7 separate regions of the Homo sapiens genome follow, and regions 2, 3, 4, 5, 6 and 7 are each linked to region 1. The links are chromatin contacts, found by Hi-C or POLR2A ChIA-PET in ENCODE. All regions are on one chromosome and are shown on one strand. Each heading gives the region's core, a stretch centred on a gene start or an enhancer-like site at or near the end of the contact. The rest is flanking DNA. Distances are from core to core; before and after follow the strand shown. Region 1 holds the start of SET (SET nuclear proto-oncogene). Region 2 holds the start of CIZ1 (CDKN1A interacting zinc finger protein 1). Region 3 holds the start of IER5L (immediate early response 5 like). Region 4 overlaps DNM1 (dynamin 1). Region 5 holds the start of DOLPP1 (dolichyldiphosphatase 1). Region 6 holds the start of MIR219A2HG (MIR219A2 host gene). Region 7 holds the start of DOLK (dolichol kinase).

What was found. A loop is a pair of places that touch in the nucleus more often than their neighbours do. ChIA-PET counts read pairs that join two places held with the same protein, here RNA polymerase II (POLR2A). Pooled maps may share reads with other maps.
Region 2: a loop to region 1 is called in a map of K562, with 5 times the contacts of the local background. The contact joins the promoter of CIZ1 here to the promoter of SET in region 1. A Hi-C loop is called at or near these places in 1 of 168 maps with a recorded cell type or tissue (K562) and 6 of 50 pooled maps. POLR2A ChIA-PET finds 5 or more read pairs at or near these places in 1 of 52 experiments (Caco-2).
Region 3: a loop to region 1 is called in a pooled map, with 9 times the contacts of the local background. The contact joins the promoter of IER5L here to the promoter of SET in region 1. A Hi-C loop is called at or near these places in 5 of 50 pooled maps. POLR2A ChIA-PET finds 5 or more read pairs at or near these places in 2 of 52 experiments (OCI-LY7 and activated B cell).
Region 4: a loop to region 1 is called in a map of K562, with 2.6 times the contacts of the local background. The contact joins the enhancer-like site here to the promoter of SET in region 1. A Hi-C loop is called at or near these places in 1 of 168 maps with a recorded cell type or tissue (K562) and 6 of 50 pooled maps. POLR2A ChIA-PET finds 5 or more read pairs at or near these places in 2 of 52 experiments (K562 and OCI-LY7).
Region 5: a pooled map shows a loop between it and region 1 (10-fold over the local background). The contact joins the promoter of DOLPP1 here to the promoter of SET in region 1. A Hi-C loop is called at or near these places in 4 of 37 single-sample maps with no recorded cell type and 10 of 50 pooled maps. POLR2A ChIA-PET finds 5 or more read pairs at or near these places in 4 of 52 experiments (CD8-positive, alpha-beta memory T cell, GM10248, HEK293T and 1 more).
Region 6: POLR2A ChIA-PET joins it to region 1 with 10 read pairs in WTC11. The contact joins the promoter of MIR219A2HG here to the promoter of SET in region 1. A Hi-C loop is called at or near these places in 1 of 50 pooled maps. POLR2A ChIA-PET finds 5 or more read pairs at or near these places in 2 of 52 experiments (BJ and WTC11).
Region 7: a loop to region 1 is called in a map of heart right ventricle, with 2.3 times the contacts of the local background. The contact joins the promoter of DOLK here to the promoter of SET in region 1. A Hi-C loop is called at or near these places in 3 of 168 maps with a recorded cell type or tissue (B cell, heart right ventricle and naive thymus-derived CD4-positive, alpha-beta T cell), 7 of 37 single-sample maps with no recorded cell type and 16 of 50 pooled maps. POLR2A ChIA-PET finds 5 or more read pairs at or near these places in 7 of 52 experiments (A549, B cell, HCT116 and 4 more).

What each region holds. Positions count from the first base shown.
Region 1 is chr9:128,686,808-128,690,471 of GRCh38, reverse strand. SET (SET nuclear proto-oncogene) reads right to left here and starts at 1,250. Exons shown (of 8, transcript NM_003011.4): 1 at 817-1,250. The coding sequence starts at 889. RefSeq lists silencers at 381-500, 881-1,790 and an enhancer at 2,077-2,953.
Region 2 is chr9:128,189,461-128,193,124 of GRCh38, reverse strand. CIZ1 (CDKN1A interacting zinc finger protein 1) reads left to right here and starts at 1,553. Exons shown (of 17, transcript NM_001131016.2): 1 at 1,553-1,693; 2 at 2,263-2,437; 3 at 2,681-2,796. The coding sequence starts at 2,268. RefSeq lists an enhancer at 1-515 and silencers at 1,403-1,570, 1,358-1,797.
Region 3 is chr9:129,176,382-129,180,045 of GRCh38, reverse strand. IER5L (immediate early response 5 like) reads left to right here and starts at 1,785. Exons shown (of 1, transcript NM_203434.3): 1 at 1,785-3,664. The coding sequence starts at 1,994. The coding sequence ends at 3,208. RefSeq lists enhancers at 1-900, 901-1,824, 1,562-1,856 and silencers at 1,581-1,960, 2,191-2,530, 3,481-3,630.
Region 4 is chr9:128,248,409-128,252,072 of GRCh38, reverse strand. It overlaps DNM1 (dynamin 1), which reads right to left. Exons shown (of 22, transcript NM_004408.4): 19 at 3,320-3,490; 20 at 1,717-1,958; 21 at 1,133-1,348. Among named protein-coding and RNA genes, the nearest start is that of MIR3154, 5.2 kb to the right of the region's middle. RefSeq lists silencers at 1,177-1,266, 1,277-1,776 and an enhancer at 1,947-2,086. Within about 2 kb of position 1,857, at least 9 of the 41 ENCODE cell types and tissues checked have a DNase peak (open chromatin) inside an H3K27ac peak, as active enhancers do.
Region 5 is chr9:129,079,456-129,083,119 of GRCh38, reverse strand. It overlaps DOLPP1 (dolichyldiphosphatase 1), which reads right to left and starts at 2,009. Exons shown (of 8, transcript NM_020438.5): 1 at 1,913-2,009. The coding sequence starts at 1,988. RefSeq lists a silencer at 1,582-2,311.
Region 6 is chr9:128,391,864-128,395,527 of GRCh38, reverse strand. It overlaps MIR219A2HG (MIR219A2 host gene), which reads left to right and starts at 2,027. Exons shown (of 1, transcript NR_186569.1): 1 at 2,027-3,517. MIR219A2 (microRNA 219a-2) reads left to right here and starts at 2,814; the gene lies at 2,814-2,910. It overlaps MIR219B (microRNA 219b), which reads right to left and starts at 2,907; the gene lies at 2,820-2,907. It overlaps URM1 (ubiquitin related modifier 1), which reads right to left. Exons shown (of 5, transcript NM_030914.4): 5 at 3,512-3,664. RefSeq lists an enhancer at 1,789-2,494.
Region 7 is chr9:128,945,619-128,949,282 of GRCh38, reverse strand. It overlaps DOLK (dolichol kinase), which reads left to right and starts at 1,680. Exons shown (of 1, transcript NM_014908.4): 1 at 1,680-3,664. The coding sequence starts at 1,980. The coding sequence ends at 3,596. NUP188 (nucleoporin 188) reads right to left here and starts at 1,584. Exons shown (of 44, transcript NM_015354.3): 1 at 1,532-1,584; 2 at 40-94. The coding sequence starts at 1,563. RefSeq lists enhancers at 1,465-1,514, 1,234-1,795, 1,865-1,934, 1,796-2,357, 2,358-2,920.

The DNA.
Region 1 (3,664 bases), core at 1-2,500:
AGGTGCCCTTTTGTCCTGTAAAGACTACAAACCCCCTACAAAGCTAAGTGGGTGTGAAAGGGCCAGATCGCGCGGTTCATTTCCGGTAACCATCCCGGATTGGCAGCCCCCCTGCCGAGAGCCTCCTAGGCAGAGGCCAGCTTTCTTAGCCATTTCCAAGACCCCCGATACACTGGTCGCGGCGCCAGGTTTCTCCGCACGCTGGCGCGACGGGGCGGCCGCCCCACGTGGGGAGTGCGCCCGGGCTGGCCAGAGCATCCTCCCGGCCGGCCAAGGCCCAGCGCGCGGCCGCCCGCGTGTTCCCCGCGCCCCCACCCCACCCGAGCTCCAGGCAGAAGCCCCGCCGGGGCCAGCCTCTGGGCGGGGGTGCCGGGGGCGCCGCCGCGGGCCGGGCGCGAAGCGGAACCGCGCGGGAGGTCGGGCGCGGGGCCGCGTCCGGCCGCACCATGTGGCGGCGGCGGCGGCTGATGGGAGCGAGGCATCATGGCGGAGCACAATAAAGAGAGGCTTCTCGGGAGGGAGGGAGGGGGAGGAGAGCGAGGGAGGGGGGAGAGGAAGGGGGGGTCTCCTCCGCCCGCGCCGAGCAGGCCGCAGCGCCCCCGCCTCGCAGCGCGGCCGCCGCGGCGCGGGCCACCCAGGCCCCCAGCCCAGCCGCGCACAAAAAAGGGCGCCGAGTCCGCGGGCCCCCGCCCGGCCGCGCCGCGCCCCCCCGCCCGGCGCCCCCCGCGCGCGCCCCGGGCCCCGCCGGCGGCCTGCGGGCCGGGGCGGGCGGCGAAGATGGCGGCGCGGGCCGGCCCCCGGGCTCGCTGCTCTCACCTGAGGTCTCGTCGGCCCCGTCGTGGTTGGAGTTGAGCTCCTTTTTACTGACTTTGGCCGCCGGCGCCGACATGGTGCTGCTCCGCGGTCGGGGGGGGAGCGGGGAGGGGGAGAGAAGGGAAGGCGAAGGGGGCGGGCAAGCGGCTTCCCCTCACGCCACACGCGCGGGCGCCCGCTCGGTCCGGCCGCCTCCTCCCGGCGCTCGCTCGCTCTCCCTCCCCCTCGCTCGCTCGCGCGCGCTACCCTCGCGGCCTGACGCCGAGGGACGGGCTGGGGCGGCGTGCCGGGCCCCGGCCCGGGCTCCTGTTCGCGGAGGGGAGGCGGAGGCGGCGGCGGCGGGCGGCTCGGCTCCCTCACTCGCGCTCGGCGATCCAGCCAGCTCGCTGCTCGCTCTCCCGAGCCGCCTCCTCCTCCACCTCCTCCTACGGCGAGGGGCGGGCGCAGGGCGCAGGCGCGCCAGGCCCCGCGCGGATGCTCCGCCTCCGGCCGGGGAGGCTCGCGCCGCGGCGCCATTGGCCTGGGCGGCGGGATGAGGGGGCGGAGTCGCGGCGCGGAGACACAGGGCCCGGCGAGAGGTGGGAGGAAGGCGCGCGGCGACGCACGGCCGCCCCCCGCGCCGCGTCCCCTCCCCCGCTCTCCCCTCTCCGGCCCGACCCAGGACACTGGCGCGCGGCAGGCCGGTGGGCGGGGCGTCGCACGGAGGCGCGGGTGCCCCCGGCCGGCGCGTCACGTGGTGAGCGAGCGGCTTCCCTGCTCCGCGGGGCACCGGGAGCGGGGCGCCCACCACCCCGAAAGTGCAGGCCCGGCCTCGTATGGGGGCCCCGAATTCCGCCCGGCCTCTCGGCGCCTTCCACTTCGTGGAGAAAGCAGGGGGCACCCCATTCTGGATGCCAGATGGGGAACTGCCGATCGGACTCAAACTCGGGCTCGTGTGCGAAGCCCCAGGCTGTGTAATCCGCGCGCAGGGCCATTCCTGGGTTTTAGTCCAAGCCCTGCCCAGCAAGCTTGTACCCTTGAGCAAGTCACCCTTCCTCTCTGAACCCGTTTCTGTTATGAAATGATAAAGGTTACGACACTGAAGCCACATTAAACTCGAAGTCCTGTGAAGGCAGGGAGGTACCACATTAGTCCGCGGTGCCCAGCGCCCGCAAGAATCATACTGAGCGTTAAGTGCCAGTTTCAGCAGCGCATGGCACGGTTATCTCACCGAGGCCTCACAACAGCCCCAAGCGATAGGCGGTGTTCTGTTCATAGAGATGAAAGGGGCCAACAAGTTCTACTTGAGAGGCAAAGTTCTGAACCACTAAGGAGGGCCAAAGCATTTTGTTTAAATAATACTTTTCAAGTAATGCGGATGCCCCACATTCTGTCCCTCCAGCACCCCAAGACATGAACCATAAAAAGCCAGAAAAACCCTGATTAGTAGCATTTGTTTGTTTGTTTTGAGACGGGAGTCTTGCTCTGTCCCCCAGGCTGGAGTGCAGTGGCGCAATCTTGGCTCACTGCAAGCTCTGCCTCTCGGGTTCAAGCAATTCTCCTGCCTCGGCCTCCCGAGTAGCTGGGGCTACAGGCACGTGCCACCATGCCCGGCTAATTTTTGTATTTTTAGTAGAGATGGAGTTTCACCACCTTGGCCAGGCTGGTCTACTGACCTGGGGTGATCCACTCACCTCGTCCTCCCAAAGTGCTGGGATTACAGGCGGGAGCCACTGCGCCCGGCCAGTACCATTTGTTGATTTTAGTGATACGCTGGCCAATTTCAAATCCTGGCCATGCAATAGCTCACTCCTGTTATCCCAACACTTTGGGAGGCCAAGGCAGGAGGATCGCTTGGGCCCAGGAATTCCAGGCTTCAATGAGCCCCAATGCAGCCACTGCACTGAAGCCTGAGTGACAGAGCAAGACCCTATCTCTAAAACAAAAACAAAAAAATACCTGAAATCTCTCTTTGGACATTTTTAACCAGAACTTGGGGTTGGAATTCTGCCTTCCAGAACTCACACTTTACCATTGGCTCTTTTTTTTTTTTTTTTTTTTTGGTGGGGGAGGGGACCAAGTCTCATTCTGTCTTCCAGGCTGGAGTGCAGTGGTGCCATCTCAGCTCACTGCAACCTCCGCCTCCCGGGTTCAAGTGATTCTCCTGCCTCAGCATCCTGAGTTGCTAGGATTACAGATGTGAGTCACCACGCCCTGCTAATTTTTGTATTTTTTGGTAGAGACAGGTTTTCACCATGTTGGCCAGACTGGTCTCAAACTCCTGACCTCAGGTGATCCACCTGCCTCTGCCTCCCAAAGTGCTGAGATTACAGGCATGAGCCACTGAGCTCGGCCCACTATCAGCTCTTAAAGCTCAAGCAGCATCTTTCATGTTCAAGACAGTGCACGGTGAGTGTCTTAGCCTCCCGAGTATCTGGGATTACAGGCGCCCACTACCATGCCAAGCTAATTTTTGTATTTTTTAGTAGAGACGGGGTTTCACCATGTTGGCCAGGCTGGTCTCGAACTCCCGACCTCAGGTGATCTGCCCACCTCGGCCTCCCAAAGTGCTGGGACTACAGGCATGAGCCACCCACTGTGCCTAGCATAAACTAAACTTTGTTGCAAGTGACAGAACCAAGATTCTAAACCAAGTAGCAATTGACAAAGCCCTTACCTTAAAACAGTTTTTCTATTTTTATTGTTGTTATTATTATGAGACAGGGTCTCTCTCTGTCGCCCAGAACCATGGCTCACTGCAGCCTTGACCTCCTGGGCTCTGGGGATTCTTACACCTCAGCCTTCTGAGTAGCTGGGACCACAGGCAAGCACCACTGCCACCTTGCCTGGCTAATTTTGTTTTTATCTTTTG
Region 2 (3,664 bases), core at 304-2,803, 500 kb after region 1:
AGGTTGAGTTAGGCTCCTCAGCCGCCGCCCATCTGCCGCAGAGCCAGTCCAGAGCTTTGGAGCGGCGCTCGTCACATGACTGCAGTGATTTATGGACGCGCGAATTCTGCTGCCCGAGCGCCCTCCGTCAACGCGCTCCGCCTGCCCGGGTCTGCGCGCCGCCAGTGCCCCCGCGCGCCCTGCCCGCCCAACGTCGGCGCGGAAGGCAGGGCGAGGAGTCGCCCAGGCTGTGACACGCACAAGGCAGGGAGCCACAGAAAAGGGAGCCGGAATTGCTACTTAGTCCAGGAGAGGTGGCTCACCCCTGTAATCCCAGCACTTTGGGAGGCCAAGGCAGGCGAATCACTTGAGGTCAGGAGTTCGAGACTAGCCTGACCAACATGGTGAAGCCCCGTCTCTATTAAAAATACAAAAATTAGCCGGGCGTGGTGGCCCGCGCCTGTAGTCCCAGGTATTCTGGAAGCTGAGGCGGGAGGACCACTTGAACCCAGGAGGCGGAGGTTGCGGTGAGCCCAGATCGTGCCACTGCACTTCAGCCTGGGCGACAGAGTGAGACTCCGTCTCAAAAATATAAATAAATAAAAAATAAATAAAAGAATTACTACTTAGTAGCCAAGGATTGTTACGGCGCGGGGATGGGGGGATACAGCGGTTGTTAAGGGGGTTCTTGGGGGCAGGACCATTTTAGGTGCAGGATAAGGGAGCAGGGCTCTGTTTTCCTCTCCTTTTCTTTTTAAAATTTTTACTTTTTTTTTTTTGACAGCTCTTGCTCTGTCGCTCAGGCTGGAGTGCAGTGGCGCGATCTCAGCTCACTGCAGCCTGTGCCTCCCGGGCTCAAGTGATCCTCTTGCCTTAGCCTCCCGAGTAGCTGGGACTACAGACGCCCGCCACCACCCTGGCTAATGTTTGTATTTTTTGTAGAGAGGGATTTCGCCATTTTGCCCAGGCTGGTCTTGATCCTCCAGCCTCGGCCTCCCAGAGTACTGAGATTACAGGCGGAAGCGCCCGGCCCCTAGGGCTATTTTTTGATAATTGGCCTCGACCCTCCTCACCTACTCCTTCCTTAGCCAAATCTACTGAGAAAAGACTTGGAGGGGGACTCTCCCTCCACCCCTCCGTGGGCAAACTCCTGACGGACTGTAAGACCTTGGCCGCCCTCTCGCCTGGCCTGGGTCCCTCGAATGAATGTACATCCGCCAACTGCGCGCCCCCTCTCACCGCAGCCCCGCGCGGGGCCCCAGGATCGCAGGACCGCGGCGGCCGCAGGGAGGTGGGTTGGGAACAGGAAGGAAGTCCCCCTCGATGCCCCGCGGGATGGCTGACCCTTCCGGGCGGCAGACGGACCTTGGTCTCCGAGCCTCCCCTTCGCGATGCGGAGGACGCGGGACAGAGGGTATGAGCCGCCCAGGACCCCCTCGCACCTGCTAGCGCCCCGCAGCCGCCCCCCAGCGTGACTTGTGCACTGGGCGGGCTCGGGTGGCGCGGCCGGAGGCGCCTGGACCTCCCGTCCCCCAGAGGGCGCTGCCCCGGCCGGCCCCGCCCGCATTTGGGCCTTACGAGCCCACAGGCCCCGGAGTAGCAGCGGGGAGGCCGGGAGCCCGCGGGCCGGAGCCGCCCGGCCGAGGCGTGGGGGCTGCGGGGCCGGCCCATCCGTGGGGGCGACTTGAGCGTTGAGGGCGCGCGGGGAGGCGAGGTGCGGGGCCGGGGGCGGCTGGGTCGTGGGGCTCCGCCTGCGAGCTGGCTGTGTCTGCGGAGGAGGCGGCTGGCGGGGTGGGAGCGGGCGGAGTGGGGCGCGAGGAGGTGGCGGTGGTGGAGAGAAGCCGTCCCACGGAGCTCAGGACCACGGTGACCGGGTTGGACGGGTGCCGATGTTATTGACACCCGGGGGCCCAGAGAGGGTTGCGGTATTGAAAAGGGGCTGTGAGTGAGGAAGTGATGGGCGCAGAGAGAGGCTGAGGCTGAGGGTGGGAGGATGGAGCCGCCAGAAATGGAGAGATGGAGGGACTTGAAGGAGGGGCTGTTGGCAGTGTCTGGGGGGCATTGGCAGGAGGGTGGTTGAATCTTGCCCCTAGCAGGACTGGAGGTAACTTGGAAGGATGGGCCAAGCGAGTGTGGCAGGCTCTTGGCAGGACTGGGAATGCAGCTGTGAAGCTCCTCAGCAGTCTCTGCGGGCTGTGGCTGCGGGGAGTGGCGGTGGATGGGAGGGGAGCAGGCCTGACTTATGGTGGGGACCCCTTGCCTCACTCTGCTTTCTGCCCCTAGCCACCATGTTCAGCCAGCAGCAGCAGCAGCAGCTCCAGCAACAGCAGCAGCAGCTCCAGCAGTTACAGCAGCAGCAGCTCCAGCAGCAGCAATTGCAGCAGCAGCAGTTACTGCAGCTCCAGCAGCTGCTCCAGCAGTCCCCACCACAGGCCCCGTTGCCCATGGCTGTCAGCCGGTGAGTTCCCCTCTCGGGCGCGATGGCTTCAGCCTTGCTACTCAGACCCATGTCTCGGAGCTCCCGATCCCCATCCTTTTTCCCAGTGCCATCCCCGTTTGAGTCCTGGAGATCACCAATTCCAGCCCCAAGGGGTCCTCTGTCTACCACAGAGTGGGGCAGAGAATGGAGGTGAGAAGCCTTGGGGAAGAAGGAAGGTCTGACTTTCCAAATAACCCTCTGACACCCCCTCCCAACACACAGGGGGCTCCCCCCGCAGCAGCCACAGCAGCCGCTTCTGAATCTCCAGGGCACCAACTCAGCCTCCCTCCTCAACGGCTCCATGCTGCAGAGAGCTTTGCTTTTACAGCAGTTGCAAGGTATGGATGGCCCCAGGCCTCTTCTCAGTCTCTTTTAGTGGTAGCTCCCTAGCAGCGCATTGCTCTAAATCTCAACTCCACACAGCCACCCTGAGAGGGAGCTATTCTTGGCATCCTAGTTCACTCATGAGGACACTAAGGCTCCAGGAGGTGAAAGTCCCTAAGCTGCTAATTTGAATGCAGATCTGTCTGATTGCAGAGGTGTGTCCTTGGCCATGGTGCTGGCTCTTTGGGCAATACTCAGCACACTTCACTCACATTCAGATTAGATGCCATCTGACAGGTGAAGAAGCTAAGAAGGGAAATCATTTGCCCTGCATCAGCAGTGGCTAAGCTGGGCCGATGCCTGGGCCTCTTGACCATCCAGATGTCTGAGTGGTTGTCTCTAGCCCTGTGCATTAAGTCTGTGGCCTTGTCTCAATTTCCCAATATGGAGAGCAGTCTCAGCTCTTCCTTCCAAGATGCTGCTCCTTTTTTTTTTTTTTTTTTTTTTTTTTTTTTTTTGAGACAGAGTTTTGCTCTGTCGCCCAGGCTGGAGTGGAGTGCAATGGTGCAATCTTGGCTCACTGCAACCTCCGGTTCCCGGGTCCAAGCAATTCTCCTGCCTTAGCTTCCCGAGTAGCTGGGATTACAGGTGCCCGCCACCATGCCCAGCTAATTTTTGTATTTTTAGTAGAGACGGGGTTTCCCCATGTTGGCCAGGCTGGTCTTGAACTCCTGACCTCAGGTGATCCACCCGCCTTGGCCTCCCAAATTGCTGGGATTACAGGCGTGAGCCACTGCGCCCAGCCAAGATGCTGCTCCTGATTCTACTGATAACCCCCTAAGGAGAGGTACAACCATGATCCCATTTTACAAATGAAGAAAC
Region 3 (3,664 bases), core at 536-3,035, 490 kb before region 1:
GCTATTGGTCACAGGGGCCCAAAGCGTTTGAGATTGTTCGAGGGGGCCAAGGGAAGGACACAGCACCAGCCCTGGGGCCATGTGATCTTGGGCAAGTCTCACGCTGTCAGTGTCCGAGTTTCCTCATCGGAAAAATGAAGTAAACACCCGCTAACTCTGTCTTCACTCTCAACGCCTGGCATGGAGTAGATGCTAAGAAACTTTTGCAGAAATCTTGGAAATTCTTAAGACTAAAGAAAGACCCAGAGACCACAGGGTGGGCTACTGGGTCTCTCCACTCCCACCAAGGGATGAAGTAGGTGCTGAGAACTCAGAAGGAAGCCCCAAAAAGCAGAGACTCAGAAGATCCCCTGAGGAGGCGGTGAAGCAGCAGGACGTCTGGTCATGGGCCTCCCCCCTGAGTCCAGCCCCACAAGGTCCACCTATCTCTGGGAGACTCTGCAGACCTCGTTCATCCTTCAGGGATCCACTCATGGACCCTCCTCAGGCAAACCTCCAGACCATTTCCAAGAGCCTCCAGAGCTGTCTGGGCAGCCCCCACCCCAGGCACCTTTGAAACCCCTGGGAGCAGCAACCAGCCCCCTTCAGGCCTCTTGGTCCAGATAGAGCGCCCCCAGGAATCAGCAATCCTGTCCCTCTCTTCTCCCACTGTCTCAGTCCCCAGCTGGGACCTGAAGGGTTCAGGATAAGAAGGAAAGCTGTGTCAACAGAAGTTAAGTCGGTGAGTCCCCGGGCCTTTGGTATTCACCTCCCGTCTCGAGCGCAGGGTCCTGTCCCAGCTCCTAGCTCCGCCCCCTGGGAACTGTGTGGTTCCCCAAGTCACTCCACTCCTCCGAGCCTCAGGCCCCTCCTCTACAAACGTTAGAGTGAGGCATTGGGGAGTTGCTGGGAAGGGCCTGCCCCATATTAGGCCCATAATAATAGTCCCTATTGTCATTATTATTAGTTAGGCACGAAAGGAAAGGTTACAGAGCTGGTGATTAGGGCACTCAGCGTTTCGGCTCCCAGGACGCTTTTGAGCCTCAGCTGGTCGCGAGGTCCACACACTCCCTGGGTCATGCCTGGCCTCGGAACTCTCTCCATCAGAGAAGGTCAAAATTCACGATGTTTTGGTTTTTCCTGTCAGACAAATGGGGAGGACTTCCCTTCCGCAAGCATTCCCAGAGGCCCCTCGACCAAAAAGTCAAGGAGTCAGGCCCTACATTCTCTGCGGTAGAGGGTACCCCCAAAACCTCGCTCCTTTGATGTTCCCCAGTGTCAAGCCGGCGGCTCCACCAGCCTCCTGTAGAGAGGCCTTGACTCCCGCGGGTCACTCGGGGGGGCGACAGGTGCGCAGGTGGAGGCGCCGCGCCGCTGGGGGAGCGATGAGCGGCGCGCACCTGCCGCAGGTGAGGCCCAGCCGTGCGGAAAGGGGAGGAGCCGTCGCCGCAGCACTCAGGTGAGCCGACCCCCGGCTCCCGGGACCTAAGGCGAGGGCAGCCGCGGGCTTCAACGTGGCCGCTGCCAGGCGACCTATGCTGCAGACTGCGGCCCCGGCGGCTCCGAGTCCCGCGCGGCGCGGCAGCCCCAGGAGAACATTCGAGGCAGCAGCGGCGTTGGAGGCCCGGGGTCCGTTCGGTATTTGAATAGCACAAAGGAACCGCCTTGGTCTGATTGGCCAGCCGAGTAGCCCCGGGGCGGGCTGCGCCTGTCACTCAGGAGACTCTCAGAGCTCCTATTGGCTCTTCTCATGTGGGGCGGGGCCCGGGCACCCGGCTAAATAGCTGGGGCCGGGGCCGGCCGAGACTCATTGCTTTGGCGCCGTCTGGGGAGCGCGAGCCCGCGGGTGGCGCGCGGCGCATGGTGGCGGCTCCTTTCGGAGCGCAGCCGAACCTCTGACCCGGACTCCGTTACCCCTGCCCGGCGCGCCCCGGCGGCCGGCTGGAGGCAGAAACAGCAGAAGCGTTAACAGCAGCAGCGGCGGCGGCTGCTCCGCCGCCGTCTCCGCGGGAGCATGGAGTGCGCCCTGGACGCCCAGAGCCTGATCAGCATCTCCCTGCGCAAGATCCACAGCTCCCGAACCCAGCGCGGCGGCATCAAGCTGCACAAGAACCTCCTGGTGTCCTACGTGCTCCGCAACGCGCGCCAGCTCTACCTGAGCGAGCGCTACGCCGAGCTCTACCGGCGCCAGCAGCAGCAGCAACAGCAGCAGCCGCCCCACCACCAGCACCAGCACCTAGCGTACGCGGCGCCGGGCATGCCGGCCAGCGCGGCCGACTTCGGCCCGCTCCAACTTGGCGGCGGCGGGGACGCGGAGGCGCGCGAGCCGGCCGCCCGGCACCAGCTGCACCAGCTCCACCAGCTCCACCAGCTGCACCTCCAGCAGCAGCTGCACCAGCACCAGCACCCGGCGCCCAGGGGCTGCGCGGCGGCGGCGGCGGCCGGAGCGCCCGCGGGCGGCGCGGGGGCGCTCTCGGAGCTGCCCGGGTGCGCCGCGCTCCAGCCGCCGCACGGCGCGCCCCACCGCGGGCAGCCCTTGGAGCCTCTGCAGCCGGGTCCTGCGCCGCTGCCGCTGCCGCTGCCGCCGCCCGCGCCCGCTGCGCTCTGCCCGCGGGACCCTCGCGCCCCGGCCGCCTGCTCCGCGCCCCCAGGGGCCGCCCCTCCGGCCGCCGCCGCTTCTCCGCCCGCCTCCCCGGCCCCCGCCTCCTCCCCCGGCTTCTACCGGGGCGCATACCCTACCCCTTCGGACTTCGGCTTGCACTGCAGCAGCCAGACCACCGTGCTGGACCTAGACACTCACGTGGTGACCACGGTGGAGAACGGCTACTTGCACCAGGACTGCTGCGCCTCCGCCCACTGCCCCTGCTGTGGCCAGGGCGCTCCGGGACCGGGCCTGGCGTCCGCCGCCGGCTGCAAGCGCAAGTATTACCCTGGCCAGGAGGAGGAGGAAGACGACGAGGAGGATGCGGGCGGGCTGGGGGCCGAGCCCCCCGGGGGCGCCCCGTTCGCCCCCTGCAAGCGCGCCCGCTTCGAGGACTTCTGCCCGGACTCGTCCCCGGACGCGTCCAACATCTCAAACTTGATCTCCATCTTTGGCTCCGGCTTCTCGGGGCTGGTGAGCCGACAGCCGGACTCCTCGGAGCAGCCGCCGCCGCTCAACGGGCAGCTGTGCGCCAAGCAGGCGCTCGCCAGCCTCGGCGCCTGGACTCGAGCCATTGTCGCCTTCTAGGGACCCCCGAGGGCACAGGGACCCGGGGCCCCGCGGGGCTGGGGCCAGACAAAGACTCGGCAAAGGGGCGAGAGGAGGGAACGAGCGGGCGCCGGGCCACTCGGGGCTGAGCTGGGGGCGAGCGGGGGCAGGCGGCTGATGTTTTATAAATTGTAAAATAAAAAAAAAAGAAATCTAAAATCTTGGACTTTATTTTTGCAGAGAGAAAAAGCGCCTATTTAAGTATGCTTTGTGTTTCTCCTACTCCTTTTTTTCTTTTTATTGTAGTGATTGCAGTGGTGTTTAGCGAGGAGCCTACCACGTGAGGGAGGGCTGCTGCCCGGAGGAGGTGCCGGGCAGCCGGGGGCGAGGCAGGGCGCCCTGGCCGCCGGGGCGCGCCGGGGGCGCAGCTCAGGAGGGCGCCGGACCTGGGAAGCCGATTCCAATCAGTTGTCAGACCCGGGAAGCCCGACGTTC
Region 4 (3,664 bases), core at 608-3,107, 440 kb after region 1:
AAAGGCCCAGGGTGAAGCAGCATCTCTGGACTCCCAGTCCAGTCCTCTTGCCCAATACCATGCTGCTTGCCTCTACGCATCTGCTTTGGTCATCAGAGCATCATAGGGCAAGCCCCAATCCCTGCCTCATTTTGGTTTATGGGTGCTAGACCGACAGCCCTACCCTCCAGCCATGCAGAAACAAAACAGATGCTATTGTTCTGCTGTGTTCTTCCTTAGAGAATGTGGCCAGTGGAAACAGGGCAGACTGGGAATTGGAGTGAACTTCCTTGAAAGAGAGTCATGGGTCAAGAAGGTCAAGCCAAAGGATGTAGTAGAAAGCTTTTCCCTAGAAATCTTTGGGAATGAAGCAGGCTTCAAGCACTCCCATCCCTGCCCCTGCCGCCACCCCTACCACATTGGTTTAGACTGGGTAGGGCCAGAAGTCGCGGAGGGGGTGGTTGGGGGGAGGAAAAAAGCCATCAGTTTGCCCACGGCCCAGGCTGCTTCCCCAGCTGCTCCTGTCCTAGCCCGGGCCTGGGTGCCATGCTTACACTCTCACACTCGTGTGCACGCCCACACACACATCACACACCTTTCTAGTCACACAGTCACAGCCTGGCCTCTGCTCCTGTGGGCCAGTGGCTGGACACCCCCTGGGATGGCTCAAAGGAGTCAGGGCTGGGAAGTGGGGACATCAGGGTAGCTGAAGGAAATCCACACACTCAGAGCAGATCGGGGTTCAGAGTCAGACCTAAGGTAGGCTCCCCAGGGGCTGGGAGAGGAATTGGACGGAATGGAGGATGGAGGACAGCAAGAAGAAGAAAGGAGGAGGAATGCAACGTGTGGGCGGCCGCCAAGAGTGAAAATAGAGGGAAGCGCCATGCAAGTGCTGGAAAGAAGGGGGCAGGTGGGACGAGCCCCACAGCCCCCTCCCCAGAAACGACCACCTCCGGGACTCAGCGCTCCCTCGGGGGCAGGCTCCGCCAGCCCTCGGCCACACGTGGCGTGGCTCCGGCACCCAGAGTCCGATTGCCTGGGATAGAAACGGCCGGTTCTGGCGGCCAGGTCCGATGCTCTGGAATCCAGCCCCATTTCCCTCCCGGCCACGCCCGTCCGGCAGCCTCTCCAGCCGCATTCAGCCCCTACTCACCTGGGGACCCCGGGCGGGGCGCGGTTGGGGCGCGAGGGCACCTGAGGGGGAGGGCCGAAAGGGTCAGGGGAAGCCCCCGGCCTGGAGGGCACGGGGGGCGCCCCCCCCAGGGCGGACCCAGCAGGCGGAGGCCCAGGAGCAGGGCCCCGCGACCCGGGCCGGGCTGGGGGCACGGCGGGGGCTCGGCGCTGCGGCGTGGGGCTGGACGTGGGCGACCTGAGGGCGACAGGGAGCGAGGAACAAGGAGAGGCGAGATGAGCAGCTCCGCCCACCCAGAGGCCCCGCCCCAGCCCAGTGCTGGCCACGCCCATGCACGCAAGCCCCTCCCTGCCGCACCCCTAAGGCGGTCGCCGGAGCTTAAGCCCCGCCCCCAGCGGCGCCAACGCCCCAGCTCCACCCAGCCTTGCAGCCAGCTCTCCACGGCAAGCCCCGCCCCGCGACAAGCCCCGCCCTCTCTAAGCTCCGCCCCTCGCTCCAGGTGGGAGCCACCCCGGTGACGCGGGCGCGCCACTGCCCGGTCCCGGCATTCCTCCCGCGGGCCCCGGGCTGGGGGGCTTTGGGGCCGTGGGGGCCGGCCCTGGTACCTGCGTCCGGCCGGTACGCTCTGCACCTGCAGCCAGGAGTCGTCCACGGGCGGGGGCATGGGCGTGCTGACGGTGGTCGTGTTGATGTCGCCGATGATGCTGAGCGCCTCCTTCAGTGCGTGGTACATGCGCAGCATCTCGTCGCGCCGCTGTGCCTGCTCCGCCGACTCCTCCATCAGCGTGTTCTGGTCCCCACACGAGTACAGGTTGGCCAGCAGCTCCGAGAAGATGAACTCCTTGGTCTGCGAGTAGGCAAAGAGGGAAGGAGGTGGGGACCTGATGCCTGTGCCGCCCTGGCCGCCCCACCGGGCCCTGCTGGGACTGTGAGCTGGTGTGGCTTTTCAGACGCGGCTCCTACACTGCGTAGACTGGAAGATTCACCTCCCCACCGCGCTTTTCTCACTCAGATGAGGACACTGAGGTCCACAGGAAAAGTCATCTGACCAAGGTCACAGAACCGGGAGGGGACTTAGGACCTATCATGCCACCAGAACTCTTGTCTACTCAGTTGTTTTTTTTTTTCTTCTTCCTGGAGATAGGGTCTCGCTCTTTCACCAGGCTGGAGTACAGTGGGGAGATTACCACTCACTGTAGCCTCAACCTCCTGGGCTCAAAGTTATCTTCCAATGTCAGCCTCTCCAGTAGCTAGGACTACAGGCACGTGCTACCACCAACCCCAGCTATTCTTTTTTTTTTTTTTGAGACGGAGTTTCACTCTTGTTACCCACGCTGGAGTGTAATGGCACAATCTCAGCTCACCGCAACCTCCGCCTCCCGGGTTCAAGCAATTCTCCTGCCTCAGCCTCCTGAGTAGCTGGGATTACAGGCATGTGCCACCACGCCCGGCTAATTTTGTATTTTTAATAGAGATGGGGTTTCTCCATGTTGGTCAGGCTGGTCTCAAAATCCCAACTTCAGGTGATCTGCGCACCTCGGCCTCCCAAAGTGCTGGGATTACAGGCATGAACTACCGCGCCCGGCCAACCCCCGCTATTCTTTAAAATTTTTGTGTAGAGACAAAGTCTCACTGTGTTGCCCAAGCTGGTCTTGAACTCCTGGGCTCAAGTGATCCTCCTGCCTTGTCCTCCCAAAGTGCTGGGATTACAGGCATGAGCCACCGTGCACAGCCCCTCATTATATTTCTTCTTCTTTTTTTTTTTTTTTGAGATGGAGTCTCGCTCTGTCGGCCAGGCTGGAGTGCAGTGGCAGGATCTCGGTTCACTGCAACCTCCGCCTCCTGGGTTCAAGTGATTCTCCTGCCTCAGCCTCCCGAGTAGCTGCAATTACAGGCTCACGCTACCACACCTGGCTAATTGTTCTATTTTTAGTAGAGATGGGGTTTCACCATGTTGGCCAGGCTGGTCTTAAACTCCTGACCTCACGTGATCCACCTGCCTTGGCCTCCCAAAGTGCTGGGATTACAGGTGTGAGCCACCGCGCCCAGCCCCTCATGATATTTCTATTGGACAGCTCTGGTCTGGACCGTGCCTCCCTCCCTGGACCTGGTCCCATAGGGCTGGTTGGCATCTCCCCCAGGCCAACATGGCCACCTGCATCCCCAGTGCCACAGGATTTCCCTGCCCCCATGCAGTGGAGCACGCACATTGTTAATCATGAGGTGCATGATGGTCTTGGGCATGAGGTCCCTCACGGTCTTGTTGACAATGGCCATGTATGAGTCCACAAGATTCCGGATGGTCTCCACTTGCCGTTCCAGCTGTGGGTCCATGGAATGCATGAAGCTGTCGGAGCCATTCTCCTCGGTCTCGCTGGCCTGCCATGGAGAACACAAGGGCATCAGGTGGCCAGGCCATGCAGCCAGGCTCCAGGCATCCCCAGGATCTCAGCCCCTCCAAGGGTACCCAGAATATTGAGGCACAGAGAGAAGCGACTGGCCTGAATACATACCTGGCTCCGCATCCCTGTGCCTCTCAGGACCCTAGACTCC
Region 5 (3,664 bases), core at 760-3,259, 390 kb before region 1:
GCTTCCCTCTCAACCTCTGCTCCAGTTCCAAGGACCAAACTCGAGTTCCCTGAGCGCATCGTGCCCTGTCCTACTTCTGGACCTTTGCACACAGTTTCCCCCCACCTGGGACGCTCTCTGGGTGAACTCAACAAACAACTAAGAACCCACCACAGTGGCAAAAAAAAAGACACATATGTCCCTGCTAGTGCAGAGCTTGAGGTCTGACGGGAGAATCTGCCATCCAGACTCAGTTCATGATCCACTAATGTAGATATCAGGACAGCATCTGGGAGTAGAGACAGGGTCTCTTTATATCCCACTCTATCCCCCAAGCCCAGCACAGGGCCTGGCTCTTAACTGGGCTCAAAAACTGTTGAATGAATGAAGTAAGCAAGTGACGGTGTGAAGAGGGGTGTGACGGAGAAGTGCAGGGAACCATGGAAGCATTAATAGGGGACTAGACCTCACCAGATGCTCCAGGCTCAGCCAGGTCCATCACAGCCTGTATCATGCTGCACACAACTGCCTGCCAGGTTCCTTCTGGCTTGTTGGATTGTGAGCACTCCAAGAAGCTACTCTGAGGCCAGGAGGGGAAGCTGTGAAGGTGCAGAGGCCTTAGCAAGTCTTTCCCCACCTCCAGGCTTTGGCTTTCCTCTTATAAAGCAGCTGGTTTTCATAGTGCAGGAATGCAGGGATATTTCAGGCCTGTTAAGCATTCTAAAAACCAGAGCTAGCCCAGGGCCTAGCACTCAGAAGTGTTCAGTGGATATTGACTGAATGAATGAATGGATGAATGAATGGTAGACAGGCAGGCAGGCAGGGCCCAGGACCTGGCAGGGCCATACCACCCCCAGTACAACCCAGAACACCAGCGTCAACGTTCTTTGGCATTCAGTCCTGGTGCCCTCAGCGGACCCAGGTTCTCACATCTCGCAAGACAGCAGCATGAGCAGGCCCTTCCCAGGCAACCAGGGCTCAATGAGGGGCTCCAGCCTTCCCTGGCACTCAACCATCTTACCCAGGGAGGGTCTTGCAAGGTGGGATAACATTAACTGCAGGTATTTACTGAACGCTTACTGCATGCCGGGCACTGTACTCAGCCCTTCTTGTGCCTCCTGCTATTTGATGCTCATACCATCACCAGAAGGTAAGCACTGTAATCAGTCCCACTTTAGAGATGAATTAACTTAAGCAGAGGCAGGCACCTGCACAAGGCCTCAGCCTCAACTGGAGCCCAGATGGGTCTGACCCCCACGCCCAGGCTCTGCGCCACTCTTACTAGACAGCCTCCAGAACGCCGCTAATGGACCTCTCAACTGGAAAGCCCTGCACTTCGAGAGGTGTGTCTGATGGGAAGCAACAGAAGTCAAGTTCCCGGAGGCTGCCCGCCCCCTCATCGGGTCCTCTCTGTTGTGGAATCGTGCCCTGCTCAGGGCGTGGCACCACAAGTACTCAAAAGCCTGGCTTCGGCTTGCACACTCCCAGCAACGGGGAGCTCTTTCTCTTACAAGCAGCCCAAAGCACTGTTCGAAGGAAACAAGACACTCCCTGCACGCTGGAACAGGAGTGCGGCCTCTCTGGGACAGGGGAGGGCGGGGAAGAAGGGCCAAGGTCCAGGCCAGGGATCTTTTCTCGCCTCACACAGATCCTCAACCCATTTCAGCCCACCGGCGCCCCGGGACCCGGGGGAGCGCCCTGGCCGCGCAGCCGCAGAGTGCGCGAGCGAGCGCCTCACAATTTCGCCCAGCTCATCCTCGCACCACTGCGCCTGCGCGGCGCGCGCGCCGGCCGAGCCCCTCCGTGGTTCACTATTTGACAGTTCCCACCCCGGTCCCCCGGCGCCCCCTCCGCGGGCTCGAGCAGGCCGGAGCGCCCGGGACTGAGAGGCCGTCCCTGGGAAGGCGTCCTTGGAGCCGGGACCGCCTTTTACCTGCAGGATATTCGACGTGGGTGAGGGTCACCGGCCGCCATGAAGCGGGGAGCGAGCACTGTCCGTCCGCTGCCATCTTACCCGGAGACCGGGCTTCTTCGAGCAGCCAATGGGGAGCCAGGGGGGCGGTGGTCCTGACCTATCACGCCGGGGAGGCGCCGTGCACCCAATCGGAGGCCAATATAGGTAGCGGCGCAGCCATTCAGCGTGCAGGCCGTGGGGGCTGGCCCGAGCGGCGAATCAGAGAGCGGGGCCCCTGGGAGCCAACGAGCCGCCCCAGCTGGCGCCCAATCTGGGGCGAGCGCAGGTAGGCATCTGGCCAATCAGAGAAGGGGAGGGTTCCAGCACCGAACAGGGAGCATAACAGCCAATCAGAAGGTGAGGCTGCCTCAGCTTGTGGGCAGGGCGGGCCAATCAGGCGCTGGCTTTGGGGGCGTGTTGAACTTTGGTGGGAGCTTTGGTTCGGCTGGGACCTGCGCCCTGAATGAAGGCTTCCCTGGTACCCCCTGCCGATCCGCGGTCTTGGGGACCTGCGCGTCCGATAGCGCGTGCTCGAAGAGGAGAGGCAACCTCAGCTCCAGGGGGTTTGAACCGACCCACTTTCAGTTACGAGTAAACTGAGACCAGAGAGCAGAGGGGGCTTATTTCCCTCTGCCCCATACTGGCCGGCGAAAGGGCAAGTCACACAGAGCAGGCGACCTTTTTGTCAAAAGTGTGTGGGGCGGGGCGCGCAGTAGGCGCCCTAAACGCTGGACTGAACAGAGAAGCTTAATTGATACTTAAGAGTGGAAGCTTAGCTACAGTTAAGGACTCCTTCCTCCTTTCATTCATTTAATAAAGATTTATTGATTCAGTCACGTCTATGCTACTTAATGAGGCGTCTTGGGAGCATTTCAAACAAGAAGTCGGTTTTCCACCTACCCCTCAGTTTTCCCAAGACATTCCTGCGTGAACAGCCACACCTTCCCACCCGCCTTCACCTCTCCTACCCGACTCTGTCTCTGGCTGGATTGGATTACAGTGCAGGTAAGGTGGGCTGGGAGGGCTCAGCCTCTTGTCTCCTGCCGCTAGCATGTGCTGTTTTTGTCTGTTTGTTTGTTTTTTGAGACAGGGTCTTGCTCTGAGGCCCAGGCTGGAGTGCAGTGGAACGATCTTGCTCAGCCTCCTGGGTCCAAGTGATTCTCCTGTCTCAGCCTCCCGAGTAGCTGTGACTACAGGCGCGCACCACCGCATCCGGCTAATTTTTGCATTTTTAGTAGAGACCGGGTCTTACCATGTTGGGCAGGCTGGTCTCGAACTCCTGGCCTCAGGTGATCCACCTGCCTCGGCTCCCAAAATGCTGAGATTACAAGCGTGAGCCGCCATGCCCAGCTAATTTTTTTTTTTTTTTTTTGAGACGGAGTCTCGCTCTGTTGCCCAGGCTGGAGTGCAGTGGCACGCCCGGCTAATTTTCGTACTTTTCGTAGAGACGGGGTTTCACCGTGTTGGTCAGGATGGTCTTGATCTCCTGACCTCGTGATCCGCCCACCTCGGCCTCCCAAAGTGCTGGGATTACAGGTGTGAGCCACCGCCCCTGGCCACCATGTGCTGTTTTGCTGCGTGGGATGTACTGCCTCTCCTGCCCTACTTTGCCCGGCCCAATCTGGTTCAGGTGTCTCCTCGGCTTACAGGTTTCCACAGTCAAGTGAGGGGCCAGTACTGGGCTCTCACGGTTGCATTTCCTGTCCTTTCTCAGCCCTGACCTCACTGGAC
Region 6 (3,664 bases), core at 778-3,277, 300 kb after region 1:
TGGGGTTTTGCCATGTGCCCAGGCTGGTCTTGAACTCCTGGGCTCAAGTGATCCGCCCGCCTCGGCCTCCCAAAGTGCTGAGATTACAGGCATGAGTCACCTCACCTGTCACAGGCTGGTATTTAACTTCAGGCTTCAAGCAATCTTCCTGCCTTGGCCTCCAGCCTCGGCCTCCCAAAGTGTTGGGATTATGGACACCAGCCATGGCACCTGGTAATCAGAGACTATTGTTGCCCAGTCCATCTTGGTTGTGTTCATGCCAGGCTGGGGTGGGCTGGGACTGGATTATAATGTATTAATATAAGGTGACACAGAGTGTCTCCTGGGTCTAGCCGTTTTAAGTGCATTTACATCCATCCCCTCTGTACCCACTAAATAAAGGCTTGGAAACTAGAGTGTGCAGCAAGTCCTAAAGCTCTGGGTTTCTAGATCCCTAGTGGGTGCGGTCTCTGGAGGTTGGGGATTGGGGCTGCATGCCTTCTGTCTTATCCTCCAGCATGGTCTTCTCAGGGAGTGACCCTGTGACCTCCAGAATGCTCCCCCTCCCTCTCCAGCTGGAAGCTCCAGGGAGGAGCCTAAGGAAGGAGGGCTCTGCAGTTTCTTCATCTGTAAAATGGGGCTGATAACAGCACTTACTTTCCAGGGTTGTTGTGAGGAATCAGTGAGCTACTACCTTCAAAGAGCTTAGTGCTTGGCACACAATACACTCTTTGCTGTTATTATTACCAAATGGAGCATTCCCAGGAGTTGGGATCTGGTTAGCAGGACTCCCTCCCTGTAAAACCCGGGCTGCAAGAATTACCTCCCACAAGCAACATTCTTTCAACTTTTATAAGAAACTCCAAGAAGTCTATGTGGCTCATTTTAAAGTCACCGGGCATGCGTGCAACCACCCACAGATATTTAATGATTGGTTGGGGGGAGGGCACTGTACTAGGCCCTGGAGGCACAAAGATCCGTAGGACCCGTTTCCTGTCCTAGGGAGGAGACTCAGACAAACCGATATTCACAATTCAGCCGGGCACGTGGCAAGGCCACCCAGAGATTGTGAGGACAGGAGAGCATTTCAGAGCAAGGCAGCTTGGTGTGCCAGGACAGAGGCAGGGGTATTCTGGGTGCTTGGAGAACTCTGGGGTGAATGGAAGGCAGGCTGTATGGGAAAAATGGCCACACACTCCCACTTTAGGGTGTGAGGTTCATTGGGAAAGACAGGCTGGGCTTTGGGGGTGAGAAGCTGGCTATGTATTTACCCAATAGACTGAGAACCGTCTCTGCCAGACCAGGCTGGGGGTGGGGCTGGGGGCGCATTAGACCTTGGACAGAGCCCCTGCTCTCCTGGATGGGTGGACTGTCCAATGGAAGAGACAATGACAAGACAAGCATTCACAGATTCCACGCCCCTCTCACACCCACCTGCTCCCCTCCCCCCACCCTTGCTGCTAGCCCCGAGGTACCCAGGAGCCTGCTGGAGCCTGGGAATCAAGCTCTGGTCCTTGGTCGGGGGAGGGGGCAGGCTCCAGCTCCCGCGTGGGGTGTGGTCTCCAGGGATGGCATCCTCAGCCCAGGGGTGGGGACTGTACCCCCTTCTCCTTTATCCTTCAGCATGGTCTTCTCAGGGGGTGACCCTCTGACTTCCAGACTGTTCCCCCTCACCCTCCAGTGGAAGCCCCTGGGCAGGGGCCTAGGGAGGGGGCTCCAGAGGCCTTTGGTTTCCATGCAGCTGGGAGACAGGGGGTGGGCCGTAAAAGACTCTGGGGTGCCCTGGGTGCTCTTGGAGAGCTCAGCCAAGGCCGGGGCCTGAGTCAGGTCCACGGGAGAGCAGGGCCGGGATGCTGGTGCCTGGCCCAGGAGAAGGGAGGGGGCGATGGGCAAAGGGGTCAGGCCGAGGGAGCAGGCGGGGCATCGGGAGTTGAGGGTGCCGAGTGGGGGTGGGAGGACGAGGGGTCCGGCCGGTGCAGAGGGGGAGGCGGCCCCCGGGGAGGGGCACGCTATGTCTTTAAGAGCTGCCTGAGCGCAGGTTGCAGCTGCCTGGCCAGCCCGAGAGACAGCGGAGATTCATTACCCGCCGACACAATGACCATTGATGGCCCCGTGGCGTTATTCAAATCCAGTACCAATTGCAGCCGAGCCCCTTTCTCCGCGCCAGGCCCGTATTGTTGGAGCGGCCCACTAAAAGCCCGCCCCGGCCCCGAGCCGCCAGAGGCGCCTGCTCGGGTTCAGCCTTGCGCCTCGGCAGCCCGCCGGCTCCCAGTCCGGCTCCACGGGCGCTGCAGGTGACCCGGCGGCGCATTCCAGCACTCCCCGCCGCCCGGGCCACCGCCGCCACCGCCACCGCAGGCGCCCCGGCCGCGACTCAGCCACAGGAAAGCGGAGAGCGCCCGAGCCGGTGCGTGCGCGGGGCTGGGCGGGGGCGGGGGACCCACGAATCCAGCAGCCCGGACCCCGGGCTCGGAAACGCGACCCGGCCTGGGGCTCCTGCCTTCCGGATTCCCGGAGATCCCAGGCTGGGGGCAGGGAGAGGGGAGTCGGGGTTCCCCAGGCCAGACAGAGGAGATTCCCCCTCGACCTGGGGCGGCGCTGAGACCCAACGCGGGCCACTCTGCGGACTCCGGGCCGCGATCGAAGGAGCCACGCCAGGGGCGATGGGGATCCCCGCACAGGGTCAGGATCCGCGTGCTTGCTAGTCCACCTTACCGCCGGATGGGCAGCCGCTGCTGAGCGCCTGCTAGGTGGTCCGACGCGCAGCTCCGAGCTGTCCTGGACTGGCGCTTTTTAGGAGCGAAGGGGAACCCCGCAGGAGACCAGGGCCCTGAACTCAGGGGCTTCGCCACTGATTGTCCAAACGCAATTCTTGTACGAGTCTGCGGCCAACCGAGAATTGTGGCTGGACATCTGTGGCTGAGCTCCGGGCGCAACAGGGGCGGGGGCCCCAGGGACAGGGCTCAGCGCGGGCGAGACCTCTCGGGGCGGCGGCTGGCTGGCCCCAGCGCGAGGATCGCGGTCCCGGCCCGCGCGCACAGAGACGCCGGTCCCTGCCACCAGCGCCGCCATCCGCATCCTCGTCCTTCTTCCTTCTCTGCGGGTGACCAGTCCCGGCCGGCAGGGTCCTTCAGTCGATCGCGTCGTTTTTCCTCCTTTCAAATTTCGGCCGGAACGAAGCCGGCACGCAGCGGCGGGGCCGAATGTGGTCCGCCCTCAGCCCAAGCCGCATGAAGTCGGGGGTGAAAGAAGAGGCCGGCCGAATGCGCCCGCTAACTCGTTTCGCAGTTGTTCTAACTTATCACCCCAATACTCCCTACCTAAACAAAACAAATCCTCAACCAACCCCTAAATCCCAAACAAACCAACCCCTCCCGCAAGCCCCTCCGGACGGACCGATGGGCTGAGCCTCCTCCAGCCGCTGCCAGGGTCCGACGGGCAAGCGTCACCAACGATGCGCTCCAGCCCGGCAATCTCCTCGGCTTTGGAAATAGAATTTGGAAAAACGAATCCTTTTCATTAAAGAAAAATCTTCGGAGATAGCGGGGTTTTATTTGTTTATTTCCTCAAAAGCAGGGATCAGGAGTTGCTTGGGAGAGGGGCAGTTGGGAGCTGCTGGGGGCTGAGCCCAGGTCACCTGTCCCCTGACCCCTTTCCAGTCTAGGGCTAAAAATGACCTGAAATC
Region 7 (3,664 bases), core at 431-2,930, 260 kb before region 1:
AAGAACCCAGAGAACCCACTCAAGAACACCACCACTTACCAGCTCTCTCAGAGCTGACCTTCCAAGCAGAATAGTCCACAGTTCTCTACTGCTCCTGCAAAATGAGAGAACAGAGGTAATTTTGCTCTTTCTGATCATACAAACTTGTACACTGCCTCATAGCCATTTTGTCTGCTCTCTAAAAGCAAAAAATCTCAATATACAAAACGATTTGTTAAATTTTTGGAAAGTAATCTTGTTATATAATAATATTGTTAGGGCCGGGCACGGTGGCTCATGCCTGTAATCCCAGCACTTTGGGAGGTCGAGGCGGGCGGATCATGAGGTCAGAAGATCGAGACCATCCTGGCTAACACAGTGAAACCCTGTCTCTACTGAAAATACAAAAAATTAGCCAGGCGTTGTGGCGGGTGCCTGTATCCCCAGCTACTTGGGAGGCTGAGGCAGGAGAATGGCATGAACCCGGGAGACAGAGCTTGCAGTGAGCCGAGATCGTGCCATTGCACTCCAGCCTGGGCGACAGAGCGAGACTCCGTCTCAAAAAAAAAAAAAAAAAAAAAAAAAAAAAAAAGTGGGGAAAACACTGCTGGCACAGGGAAGGATAAGAGACGGGGATGTTTAACTTTGAGGGAGGGTGGTGGGAAGAACGAAGACCTTCGAGCTGCAATGTGGAAGACAGAAGGAGGCGTGGTGGTCTGGTTATAGCACTGGAGGTACGCAGACTTCAGCTTGAAGGCTCTCTTTATCACTTGGCTAGCTCTGAGCCGGACTTCTGAGTCATCTGTGAAATAGAAGGCGCCTCTCGGAGTTGCGAGAATTGAATGAGATAACTCCTGGGAAGCGCTCCACCAGGGTCTGACGCTAGAAAGCACTTTGTCAGAATTGTAGTTTTCGTATATAATATTTCATCTTCTTGTCCCTAAAGCCTAGTTCAATCCCTGAAATCTCTTGGAGGATTTGGACATGCTGGCTGACTTGATTCAGTGCAAGAAAAGAACGATACGAGGCGCGGAGAGGACAGAAGCCGCAAGCGTGGCTCCGCTCAACGCGAAACAAAATCCTAACAAGAACAGATCGCGGGAGAGGTCGGGGAGCCAGCAGGGCGCACTCGACGCCGGGGCAGGACACTGGGAGCCTGCAGCAGGGACGTGGGTGGGGGGTACCCCAGGAGACCGCAAAGCTCCCCGTGGCTCGAGGGAGCGTCACGGCCGGAGAAGGAAGCGCGGGTGGGGCGCCAAGAGACGCGTCGGAGGTGAGAGAGGAGGAAGGCAAAGGGCCCTGGGTGAGGAGATGGGAGGCCGAGCGCGGAGGGAAGGGGTGAAGAGCCGGCCCCCCTCCTGAAGAAGACTCTTCAGATCCCCGCGCGCGGGGACCGTTTGGACGTAACCGCCTCCCGTCTCGGTGCCCGTCCATCCAGCCGGGGTTGGCCCTGCCACTGTCGCCACATCCCGCCTCCAATTCCCGCCCCGCTTCCGCTCGGCTTTGACACCGCGCTTCACAGCCACCCCGGTCCATTCGACCCGCTCCGCACCTCACACACGGCCCGCCGGCGGCCGCCGCCATCTTCGCGCGCCCGCTCGCCCTAACCCCGCCCCCAGACGCCATGCCCACGTGACCGCTCGCCCCCGGACCCGGAGCGTGGGCGGGGATTTCGTCACGTGACGTTGCCGCGGGGCGGTGCCAAGATGGCGAGGCCCAAAGAGGTGAGGAGCCGGCAGCGGGGGCGGCTGTAACTGTGAGGAAGGCTGCAGAGTGGCGACGTCTACGCCGTAGGTTGGAGGCTGTGGGGGGTGGCCGGGCGCCAGCTCCCAGGCCGCAGAAGTGACCTGCGGTGGAGTTCCCTCCTCGCTGCTGGAGAACGGAGGGAGAAGGTTGCTGGCCGGGTGAAAGTGCCTCCCTCTGCTTGACGGGGCTGAGGGGCCCGAAGTCTAGGGCGTCCGTAGTCGCCCCGGCCTCCGTGAAGCCCCAGGTCTAGAGATATGACCCGAGAGTGCCCATCTCCGGCCCCGGGGCCTGGGGCTCCGCTGAGTGGATCGGTGCTGGCAGAGGCGGCAGTAGTGTTTGCAGTGGTGCTGAGCATCCACGCAACCGTATGGGACCGATACTCGTGGTGCGCCGTGGCCCTCGCAGTGCAGGCCTTCTACGTCCAATACAAGTGGGACCGGCTGCTACAGCAGGGAAGCGCCGTCTTCCAGTTCCGAATGTCCGCAAACAGTGGCCTATTGCCCGCCTCCATGGTCATGCCTTTGCTTGGACTAGTCATGAAGGAGCGGTGCCAGACTGCTGGGAACCCGTTCTTTGAGCGTTTTGGCATTGTGGTGGCAGCCACTGGCATGGCAGTGGCCCTCTTCTCATCAGTGTTGGCGCTCGGCATCACTCGCCCAGTGCCAACCAACACTTGTGTCATCTTGGGCTTGGCTGGAGGTGTTATCATTTATATCATGAAGCACTCGTTGAGCGTGGGGGAGGTGATCGAAGTCCTGGAAGTCCTTCTGATCTTCGTTTATCTCAACATGATCCTGCTGTACCTGCTGCCCCGCTGCTTCACCCCTGGTGAGGCACTGCTGGTATTGGGTGGCATTAGCTTTGTCCTCAACCAGCTCATCAAGCGCTCTCTGACACTGGTGGAAAGTCAGGGGGACCCAGTGGACTTCTTCCTGCTGGTGGTGGTAGTAGGGATGGTACTCATGGGCATTTTCTTCAGCACTCTGTTTGTCTTCATGGACTCAGGCACCTGGGCCTCCTCCATCTTCTTCCACCTCATGACCTGTGTGCTGAGCCTTGGTGTGGTCCTACCCTGGCTGCACCGGCTCATCCGCAGGAATCCCCTGCTCTGGCTTCTTCAGTTTCTCTTCCAGACAGACACCCGCATCTACCTCCTAGCCTATTGGTCTCTGCTGGCCACCTTGGCCTGCCTGGTGGTGCTGTACCAGAATGCCAAGCGGTCATCTTCCGAGTCCAAGAAGCACCAGGCCCCCACCATCGCCCGAAAGTATTTCCACCTCATTGTGGTAGCCACCTACATCCCAGGTATCATCTTTGACCGGCCACTGCTCTATGTAGCCGCCACTGTATGCCTGGCGGTCTTCATCTTCCTGGAGTATGTGCGCTACTTCCGCATCAAGCCTTTGGGTCACACTCTACGGAGCTTCCTGTCCCTTTTTCTGGATGAACGAGACAGTGGACCACTCATTCTGACACACATCTACCTGCTCCTGGGCATGTCTCTTCCCATCTGGCTGATCCCCAGACCCTGCACACAGAAGGGTAGCCTGGGAGGAGCCAGGGCCCTCGTCCCCTATGCCGGTGTCCTGGCTGTGGGTGTGGGTGATACTGTGGCCTCCATCTTCGGTAGCACCATGGGGGAGATCCGCTGGCCTGGAACCAAAAAGACTTTTGAGGGGACCATGACATCTATATTTGCGCAGATCATTTCTGTAGCTCTGATCTTAATCTTTGACAGTGGAGTGGACCTAAACTACAGTTATGCTTGGATTTTGGGGTCCATCAGCACTGTGTCCCTCCTGGAAGCATACACTACACAGATAGACAATCTCCTTCTGCCTCTCTACCTCCTGATATTGCTGATGGCCTAGCTGTTACAGTGCAGCAGCAGTGACGGAGGAAACAGACATGGGGAGGGTGAACAGTCCCCACAGCAGAC